Linked DNA regions of Homo sapiens: region 2 is linked to region 1. Evidence: chromatin contacts called from ENCODE Hi-C or POLR2A ChIA-PET data. All regions are on one chromosome and are shown on one strand. Each heading gives the region's core, a stretch centred on a gene start or an enhancer-like site at or near the end of the contact. The rest is flanking DNA. Distances are from core to core; before and after follow the strand shown. Region 1 holds the start of RALGAPB (Ral GTPase activating protein non-catalytic subunit beta). Region 2 overlaps ZHX3 (zinc fingers and homeoboxes 3).

What was found. Hi-C counts contacts between places; a loop is a spot of excess contacts on that map. ChIA-PET counts read pairs that join two places held with the same protein, here RNA polymerase II (POLR2A). Pooled maps may share reads with other maps.
Region 2: a map of gastrocnemius medialis shows a loop between it and region 1 (11-fold over the local background). The contact joins the enhancer-like site here to the promoter of RALGAPB in region 1. A Hi-C loop is called at or near these places in 1 of 168 maps with a recorded cell type or tissue (gastrocnemius medialis) and 1 of 50 pooled maps. POLR2A ChIA-PET finds 5 or more read pairs at or near these places in 1 of 52 experiments (T-cell).

The regions. Positions count from the first base shown.
Region 1 is chr20:38,470,450-38,475,741 of GRCh38, forward strand. It overlaps RALGAPB (Ral GTPase activating protein non-catalytic subunit beta), which reads left to right and starts at 2,394. Exons shown (of 30, transcript NM_020336.4): 1 at 2,394-2,620. RefSeq lists an enhancer at 2,115-2,184 and a silencer at 2,475-2,674.
Region 2 is chr20:41,246,765-41,252,056 of GRCh38, forward strand. All of the region lies in intron 2 of ZHX3 (zinc fingers and homeoboxes 3), which reads right to left. Among named protein-coding and RNA genes, the nearest start is that of ZHX3, 68 kb to the right of the region's middle. Within about 2 kb of position 3,132, at least 26 of the 41 ENCODE cell types and tissues checked have a DNase peak (open chromatin) inside an H3K27ac peak, as active enhancers do; they include gastrocnemius medialis, where a contact is called at or near this core.

The sequences.
Region 1 (5,292 bases), core at 1,144-3,643:
GATCATGCCGTGGAACAAATTTGAATTGTGCACTATGTTTGGAGATCCAAAATGTTTTACTATGTGTAGCATCTCATGTGTCTCTTAAGTTTATTGTACATGTGTGCTTTTCTCAAATGTTTCAAAGTGTTCTAATGTTTAGTCTTTAATTTTCCCTCAAGGTATATGTGCGTATGTGTGTTTTATTTTTATGTTTGTTTAAGTGAAGACTTCAAAAGTTTTAAAAAATTAGCAAAGAGTGCAGAAAAAACATATCTTTTATGCCAGGCACAGTGATGTGTGCCTTTAGTTCCAGCTACTTGGGAGGCTGAGGCAGGTGGATCGCTTGGGCCTGGGAGTTTGAAGCCAGCCTGGGCAACATAGCGAGGCCCTGTGTCTTAAAAAAACAAACCATCATTTAGAGAACCACTCACTTGCATCTCTCCTCCACCAACTTGCACCTAATATTAAATCTTGTCTTTCTGTCCAGAGCAGTAAGTCTTACTGCCTTACATGTTATGTAAAAACCATATTTTAAGCAAAATTATTTGTTTGTATAATTTTCTGTTGCATCAATATATTTTTTCTGTTAAAAATATTTAGGTGCCTTAGGCTGGAATTGAACACAATTTTGCCCATTTTAATTAATGGGAAAAATTTAACAGCTTTCCACTTAGAAGCAGAATTTCAGGAATGAATTGAAACCACTAGAAGGGTGATAGCTGTATTTTCATCATCTCCCCAAGGGCTTTGGGACAGCTTTCCCATCCTCTGTGCCTGTCACTTTTCCAATTCCCATCACCCGTTGTTCTTCCAGTTAGTCACCCCTCCCTTGTCTGTTACAGGGGTTCAGTATTAATTGTGTTAGAATGCATCTGGTTGCAAGTAACATAAAACTCAACAAACTCTGGTATATATAAGATCCCTCATCCCGATAAGACAGGAAGGTAGTACAGGGTTTGTGTAGCTGCTTGAGTATGACTTAAACAAACAGGCTCCTGTCTTTCTGCTCCACCTTCCTCAGCACAGCCCTCCTCATGGCCTCTAGGCTGCTGTGCTCCCAGGTGTTACCCAGTTCCAAGCATGAAGCAGGGGAAAAGTGAAGGACACAAACTTCTCCAAGGGAAGAAGGAAGGGAAGGTCTCCTTTGATACTTCTGCCTACATCTCAGTGGCCAGGACTTTGTCTCACTGCCACCCTTAGCAGCAAAGAAAGTTGAGAGTTGTGTGCTTTGCTTTTCAGCCCCTGTAGTATAGAAAGGCAAGGGAGTGGTTGAAATAGATCTTGAGTTAGCCAACTACATAATTTGTCACACTGTGTTTAATTGAAATGTATTGCTTGGATCCAGTGTCCTGGACATAGCCTCGTTCCTGTCCTAGCACATTCTTACCCTCCTTTTCCCTCTTCCTTCCTGTAGCTATTTTTCTGGGGGGTGAGGTGTGGTCTTGAGGAAACACTCTTCAGTTTTACCCTTTCTGTGAGGATACTAGTTCCCTTATCACTCATTCCTCCATAGTCTCTTCTAACTGAGGTGAGGAGTCAGAATCTTCTTTGCTCCCTTCTGCTTTTCAGACAACCGTGCCTTCACCTCTACTCAACACCCTGACCCCTCCTCCCTCTCTCAATACCCAAGGTCAGTCTCAAGGCCAGGTCCTCCGTGAAGAATTCCACCATCCCTCCCTCCTCTTCTTTCTCAGTCCAAGTTTCCTCCTTTAGATTCTCAAAGCACTTAAGCTGTACCTCTCCAATGGTATTATTTTCTTCGTTGAAGTGAAAGCAAATTATTGAAAGTGGTACTGTTTACAAAATGTCTAGCGCATGGCAGGTGCTCGAAGTAGTATCTCTTAGTATTATTACTACTGTCTTATCTCGATCAGATTCAGCTCTTTAATGAGAGGCTCTAAATCTTATGTTCGATTCACCTTTGTAACCCACACCGGGCCTGGAATAGAGCACTGTTCATAATTAATGCTGTGCCCGTGTAATAAGACGGCGGCGAGCAAAGGGCATCATTTCAGAGGAAGAGTGCTGTAATGGTGGGATGGGAGAAATTCCTAGAACCTAGGTGGGAGCCAGAATCTTGCAGAGAAGCCCCTTATCCGTCTGCACCGAAAGCAGGTAGAGTGGATGCCGTAAGATTCCTAAGGACGCAGGTAGAGCGCCTCCTCTGTGCCGCGATGAGGTAGGTGCATCCGTCACTTCACTCCTCCCTCTCCACTTGATCCGGAATGGGAGGAACGCAATGCGTCCCGCGCGGCGATCTGGGATAGCTGCGCAGGCGCAGCTTCCGGCTCTGTGTCTCGGGAATTATTTGACGCCACCGGTTCAGCCCCGTAGAAAGCTCTGATTAGGCGCACCGCGCACGCGCAGTGGCCCACTTGGCTGGGGAGTTATTTGACGCCGCCGCCCCTGGCAGTCGGAAGTTGCCTGAGCAGATCCCAGCCGGCTGGCTCGAGTGGCCTTCGTCGTCCCTTGGCGCCCTGGGAGAGTCGCTGACGGGTGGACTGACGGACCGCCTGAGGACGGCCGGCCAGGGCGGTGAAAGCGCCAGCCCTATGGCGCGGGTCGCGTGAGGCGGAAGGCCGAGGACGGCCGGCGGCGGCGCCCGCCCCGGCGATGCGGGCCCCGCCCGTCGCCTCAGGTAACCGGGCAGCCGGCCCCGCCGCGGCCGGACCCTCCCCTCTCCTTCCCTCTCTTCCCCACCTGGCGGTCAAGGGACGGCTGAGGCTTGTTTCTCGGCTCTGGGTGCTCCAGGGGCCCGGCCTTTGGAAGCTCATCTGCAAATTTTTGGGAGACCCACGGGGGCGGGGAAAGCTTGGCCCTGGAGTGGGCGGCTGCTGTCGAGTCTGTGTAAACCCGGTCTAATCCTTGGGAGCTACCCCGGCCAGGCGAAGCTCTCTCCTGGCAACCTGGGGGAGGGGGCGGGTCTGGAGCGGAGCTAGACAACTCCCGCAAAGAATTTGGTCCAGCAGAAAGGTTAGGCAAGTTGCTGCCGCCCAGTGGGGACGATGCTGCCCATTGCACAGTGACACTTTGATGAGGGAGAGTTGATGATGGGAGTAAACAGCTAACCCCCATTAAGCGCTTCTTATCCGCCAGGCATCATGCCAGGCCATTACGTTCTCCACGTCTAACTTCACAGCAACCCTGTGAGGTAGGATTGTTGTCCCCATTTTACTGACGAGGCAACTGAGTCCCTGGGTGGTTGGGTGACTTAATTACCCAAGGTCACATAGCTAGTAATTTGAACCGGAGCATCCGACCCAAGTGCTTAACAATTAGGGCAGTGGCTCTCCAACTTTGCTACACTGTAGAATCACCTGGGGGAAATTGTAAAGGTTTCTGATGCCCATGTGGCATCCCAGACCAAAACAATCAGAATGTCTGGAGTTGAAAGCCAGACTTCAATATTTTTTTTTTAAAGATGCCCAAGTGATTCCAGCTTGCAGCAAAGTTTGGGAACCGCATGTAATTTGATAATTCTGCATCTCAAAAAGCATCTCTCTTTCTCCAGCTTAAGTGTGCAGGAGAATTGTCTGGGAGCTTGTTAAACTTGCAGGTTCCACCCGCAGAGATCTTTAGGTTGACTGACCACTACACCTTGTGAAAGACTGTTAGGGATGGAATTCTCTGCAGGGATTCTGAGTCATCTGGAACATTTAAAATGTATGCATCTTATGCAAACTGCTCGTTTGCAATTTTCCTAAATATACAGTACTTATAGGTGTAGCGTCTGTAACCTCTGGGTCGTTTTTACATATGCTGGAAGTCTGCCTAGACCATCCTCTGAACGTTCTGGCCATCCCACCCAAACGCACACACTTCTGCTCTCTCCTATATGCATATACACACCCTTTTCTTTTCTTTCTTTCTTTTTTTTAGACAGAGTCTTGCTCTGTTGCCCAGGCTGGAATGCAGTGGCATGATCTTGGCTCACTGCAACTTCCGCCTCCTGAGCTCAAGCAGTCCTCCCACCTCAGCCTCTCAAGTAGCTGGGACTACCACGCTTGGCTAATTTTTGAATTTTTTTTGTAGAGATGGGGTTTCTCCATGTTGCCCAGGCTGGTCTCAAACTCCTGGGCTGAAGCAGTCCACCCACTATGGTCTGCCATAGTGGTGGGATTACAGATGCGAGCCACTGTGCCAGGCCTACATACCCTTTTCTTCCTGTCTCTGGCTGCATTAGCTTTAAGCATTCCCTTCAAGATACCTCTGTCCCTGACCCCTACCCACCTTGAGTCCTTCCAATTTGCTCTTTAGGAACATCGTAGTGAAACTTATCAGTTATTTTTCTGAGTTGTAGTTCTATCCCTACTTCTAGATTATGAGAAGCTTTAGGGCAGGGACTATGTTTTCTTCATCTCTGTATTCCTTCCAGTGCTTTGACATACAGACTCACAAAGCTTTTACTCAGTGGAATGTTTGGGTCCTTTTATGTCATAGATAGATCATGTTGCGAACAGATTCTTCTCTATTTCCATTTTTGTAAAAGATGTTTGGTAGTTCCCAGCTTATAGAGTTTTGTTCTTTTTGCTTAGGAGTGAGTATTCTAGTTATGTTCAGCAATTTGTCCAGCAGTTGAACACACACATTGAGTTCTTACCAATTGCAAGGCACTCTGTAACTAACCATGTGCAATCAACATTGTTTGATTTTTAATGTCTGATTCTATCACAATCGGACGCAATCATGTCTGTAGGGAAAGTCTTTTTATTACTGTTAGACCTTTGCATGTGTTCCCTACTTCATTGTCCAAAAAAGTGTTTAGTTGTCATCCACTAAATGCCACTGCCTTGTTGGTATTTGGTAAATACAAGCAGATGGGATTGCCATTGGTAATGTTTGGTCCTGTTCACCAGGAGAGAGGACGTTAAGTACTTAATGAAGAGTAAAATCATGTTGTCACAGGAATTGACAAATTTAGCACATATTTATTGCAGAATGCCTGAACTGCCATTGCCCCATTTGCCATATTTACAAGTTTAAAGGAAGGCAGACCAATAATTCAGATTGGATTTGTTCTTGGTTGGTCTTAAAACCATGTAAGGATTTGCAAAAGTTAGTGAATATGTGTGTGAAGGTCATTATGAGGAGGTTTTTGGACAATAAAGATTTTTTTTTGTATAGCAATTAAACATGACAAAGTATGTAGACTGAATTAAAAACACATTTCATAAAATTTTTTTTTTCTTTTTTTTTTTTTTGAGATGCAGTCTCGCTCTGTCCCCCAGGCTGGAGTGTAGTGGCGCAATCTCAGCTCACTACAACCTCCGCCTCCTGGGTTCAAACGATTCTCCTGCCTCAGCCTCCTGA
Region 2 (5,292 bases), core at 1,882-4,381, 2.8 Mb after region 1:
CGGAAGGCCAAAGCAGGAGAATCACTCGAACCCAGGAGGTGGAGGTTGCAGTGAGCCGAGACTGTGCCACTGCACTACAGCCTGAGGGACAGAGCAAGACTCCATCTGAAAAAAAAAAACCAAACAAACAAACAAACAAACAAAAAAAACTAATATCTAAATATTAGCAGTACTATGATTTATAGACATGAACTCTTATAAAGAGTATGTATATGGCTGGGCATGGTGGCTCATGCCTGTAATCCTGGCACTATGGGAGGCTAAGGCTGGCAGATCGCTTGAGCCTAGGAGTTTGAGACCAGCCTGGACAACATGGCAAAACCTTGTCTCTACAAAAATACAAAAATTAGATGGGCATTGTGGCGTGCGCCTCATGCCTGCAGTTCCAGCTACTTGGCGGGGCTGAGACAGGAGGATTGCCTGAACCCAGGAGGTCGAGGCTGCAGTGAGCCAAGATCATGCCACCGCACTCCAGCCTGGGTGACAGAGGGAGAACCTGTTTCAAAAAAGAAAGACTTGCTTAATACTGGGCAGCTCAGTTATAGCAAGTACTAGTCAAGGGTGGCATGTCACTGTGTTCAGAGTTGGATGAACCTGGGTTCTAATCTGGACTCAGCTACTTCCTAGTGTAGGTCATTTGGGTCTTGGGCAAAGTATTGAACCTCCCAAACCTCAGTTCTCTTTTGCACAATGGAAATCATCTGAATATAGACAAGATAGGGCCCACTATAAAAATTAAACAAGATAGTCTGTGTGGAAGTATCTTTAACAGGCATTAAGTGCCTGTTAAGTGTCTTTAACAGGAGAATTAAGTAGCATGTTCAGGCTTTTTGCCTCCTTCCTCTTCCCCTCCACTCCCCAGTGACCAACTTGCACCCTGAGTAAGGTTTTGCAGCACCATCCTTCTCCTGTGGCTTGTAAACCTCTGCAGTAACTTCAGCAATCTACACTGCCTGCACCCTGCCCTCCCTGTATGCTCCCCTGAATCACAACCATATTTGCCTTTCTAGAGCACATATCATTGTCTTCAGTGATTCCCTGCAGGACAAAGTCTGCCCACTTCAGCCTGGTATCATGATCCTGTCTTAGTCTGGTCCAACCCACCCTTTCTGAACAGTTCCTTACAAACCCACATCTTCCTACCTCAACTCTGCCTAGGCCATTCCCCTGCTTCAAGCTCTTACAGAGCCTCCCATGGCCTACAGTATAAATTCCTAACTGTTTCAGGTGGCATTTGAGACCGATGGTATCAGGTCCCTGCGCCTCTCCAGTTTCACTGTCTGCTACTCGTTTCCCTCCTTATACTTTACACCCAAGCGTAAATCTACTTATAGTACCTGAAACCCCATGCTGGGTCATCACTCTTCAGCTTTACATATACTCCTCTCTTTGACGAGAATACTCTTCTCATCCATTTGGCAAATTCTTCAACAGACTTCAAACCTCTCTCAAATGCCTCTACTTCTGTGGTACAGTCTGTCCAGAACTGTGTCTTGTACATTTTTCTACTACTTTGCACCTGTGCCTGTCATACAACGATTTCTCCAGTTTCTCCGGTTTTTTTTTTGTAATTCACTGACCATTATTAATGTCTTCTCTGCTAAAAGTATAACAACACTCAGCTTTGCACAGAGCAGTTACTTGGGAAATGTTTGCATTGCTGAACACAGGCAGCTTCCAATCTCATGGGAACATCAAATGAAATGCAGAGGATACATGCTATACAACACAGTCAAGAGGACTGAAAGCAGGCAGCAGGAGAATTCCACAATATTCCTGTTTAAAATGTTAAAATGTTGGTGGCTGCCAGAGCTCAGGAAAAGAAAATTTTTTTATGTGGTTACAGCTCACTCTAACGAGTCAATTACATTGACCTAAAGCCCATGGTGCTCAAAACTGTATTTCTCTCTCCAAAACCTCATTCTTTTATAAAGCTCCCTCCTCTGTGGAATGAATGTGGGCAATCGCTTTTGCAGTGTTTGACGATGCCAGTTTATGGCTATGTTTTTCTGTTCACTGAACTGGCTCATTTCTTCAGGAGAACAAACTGTTCTCCACTGAAGCAGGAATTGGCTGGGTTCTAACAAAAAGATTTTTCCCCCCTGACAGTGTTTTTGCAAAAGACCCAAGTCAATTTATAGCCAAGTAACAAAAGGTCAGAAAGGTTAGTCAAGCAATGGGCGTAATTCCTGTGTGTCACAGCCAATAAAGGAAATGGGTGGGGATAAATAGTATGCAATTTTAACCTGAAATTATTTGTGCAAAACTATTCTTGTAAACTATACAAAATTACCCATGACTTCCACTATATAGGATTTCTCACTCTGATTTTTTTAAAGGTACATTTACTTTGGAAGAACTGAGATGACCTCAAATTCCTCATTCACAAATGGAAAATGTTAAAAACTTTCTTCACACTAATATAAGAAAAACTTGGTCATTGTTTTGCAGCCCTGAAACAGAATTGTTCACATAAAAAAAAAAATCTCATAGTTAAGTCACAATTAAATACAATTTGCATGACTGAATTTAAAATAAATTGCAAAATTCCCTTGCCAAAAGGGAAACAACATTGACCAAAAGGATAGGTCAAGAAAAGACCCTACAAAAGTGACAGTTCCTCTGTTTTAATCATGCTAAAAGTATAACAAACTACTGCATTATTCAGTGAGCATAAGAACAAGAAAAGCCTGCCTTTAAAGCAGACACGAAGAACTGACATCACCAGCCAAGCAAGCGGAAGGCAGATGAGTAATAGCCTGCACTGGGCGGCCAACCAGGCCCAGGCCCATCAGTCTGTGGAGTAAGAAAGCCTTTCAGATATCAAGGTCGTTGGGAGGCCTCCTTCCCCCAGTTCTCCAATACAAAGTCTAATCTACTCACCATTTAAAACAATCTTAGCATCCAAAAGATGAATGGTTAAATAGAACCCTGTCACCGTTCAGACAAGATGGTCTAAACCCATTTCTCTCCCCACCTCCTTGTAAGCACAACTGTAAATCCTGAAAATAACACAAAAGGCAACCAAAGGAGAAGTCTGAAAGAAAAAGGAAGGTGAATTACTTAGGGACCCAGGATTGGAGGAACAACATAGCAGCACATCTTATGACCACACCCCCATTCAATAGAAGAAGGTGGCCGAGGGTGTTTCCCAACCCCCAACCTAGCAACAGAGGGCAGCAGAGGATTGAATGGGAGTTCTGCCGACAATACCAAGCCAGCTGGAAGCACCAACAAGGGGGATAGCTCAGGACCCCACTAACAATAAAGCAGTCTGGGGAAACACTTTTCCCCCCAACTACAGGGCCCCCAGGAAGCAAGCTGCATCCCAGCAGGATGGAGACTCCCTCCTCTACCTAGATATCAGGCAGCATGGCCTGGGGAAACTCCTTACCCCCATCAGACAGCACCAACAGGGACTAGTGGGAGCCGTGGCAGCACCAGATAAACCAAGTGGACCAAAAGAGTACTGCAAAGGCTCTGAAAAGTAAATCATCGTTGGAACCACAAGAGTAAATCCCAGCTCACATGCTGCATCTAAACACTGTGACCGCCTGCTAAAATGGAAGATTTAAATAGGACCCAGACTCTCTTAATAGACAAAATGTCCGAAGTAGATTTTAAAAAATCACCTGTTGGCCAGGCGTGGTAGCTCATGTCTGTAATCCCAGTACTTTGGGAGGCTGAGATGGTTTAATCATTTGAGGCCAGGAGTTCGAGACCAACCTGGGCAACATGGCAAAACCATGAAGATGGACTGAAAACAGACAGAACCTCCAACACTTATGAAACAATAGCAAAAGATCCAATATTCATATTATCAGAGTCACAGGAGAGAATAAAAAGAAGGGCTGAAAGAGTATTCAAAAAGATAATGACTGAAAATTCCCCAAATTTGCTGAAGGACATAAACCTAGATTCAGAAGGTGAACATATCCCAAATAGGATAAACTCAAAGAAATCCACACTAAGACACATCTTAATTATATTTCTGTAAATTAAAGACAAAGAATAACTCTTGAAAGCAGAGAAAAACAACATACTACCTATAAGGGAATATCAAGCGACAACAGGTTTCTTATCTAAAACCATGGAGGCCTGGCCGGGCACACTGGCTCACGCCTGTAATCCTATGACTTTGGGAGGCCAAGGCAGGCAGATCATTTGAGGTTAGGAGTTTGAGACCAGCTTGGCCAACATGGTGAAACCCCGTCTCTACTAAAAATAAAAAATAATAACAAATAAAATTAAAAAATAAAACCATGGAGGCCAGAAGGAAGTGGCACAACATTTTTATGGTTAAAGGAAGTTTTTCAAACAGAAAGGAAATGATTAAAAGAATTCTGAAGCATCAAAAGGGAACAGAAAACAACAGAAAAGGCAGAAATATGGGGAGATATATATATATATAGATTATCCTCCTGTAGTCCCAGCTATTTGGGAGGCTAAAGCAGGAATATTGCTTGAGTCTAGAAGTTCACTTCTACCCTGGGCAACATAGCAAGACTCTGTGTCTTAAAAAAATTAAAAATTAAAAGGGGGAAGGTAAAGGGACCTGAATGGAAATCAGGTTTCCACATTTCACTCAAAGTGGTAAAATACTGATCATAGTAGACTACAGTAAGTCACATAGGTATACTGTAATACTCAGAGCAACTGCTAAGAAAATAATACAAAGAAATACACTAAAAAAACTATTAGAAAGTCAAGATAAAAACCTCTCAAAATGTTCAAGTAACCCAGAGAAAGACAAGAAAAGAAACAGTAAATAATAAATGGCAGATTAAAGCTCTAATATGTCAATAATTAGCTTAAAGATAAATGATCTAAATACACCAACTAAAAGGCAAAGACTGGCAGAGTAGAATAAAAATACAACCCAACTATATGCTGTTCACAAAAACTCACTTCAAATTCAACAAAATAGTTAAGCTAAAAGTAGAGTACTGTCTATAGAATAGATAGAATAGCAATGCTTATTTTACATTATGCTTATCATTTTTGATACAGAAAAATATTTGGATAAGACATGATAAATAAATACATAAATATCCTAAAAGTGAGATACAAAATATATATATATATATAACATGGCTTTACACTGTATGTAAGCAATTTCTAAATTAATACCTAAAAGGAATGATATCAAGATATCACTAAGGGAATCTCAATTATCTTCATTATTCTTTCCTATGTTTTTCAGATTATCTACAATAAGAAAGAATGGCTTTTATAACTTAAAAAATGTTGTTTTTTCCAAATAAAGCAGTCTATTCAAGATAACTGTATTGC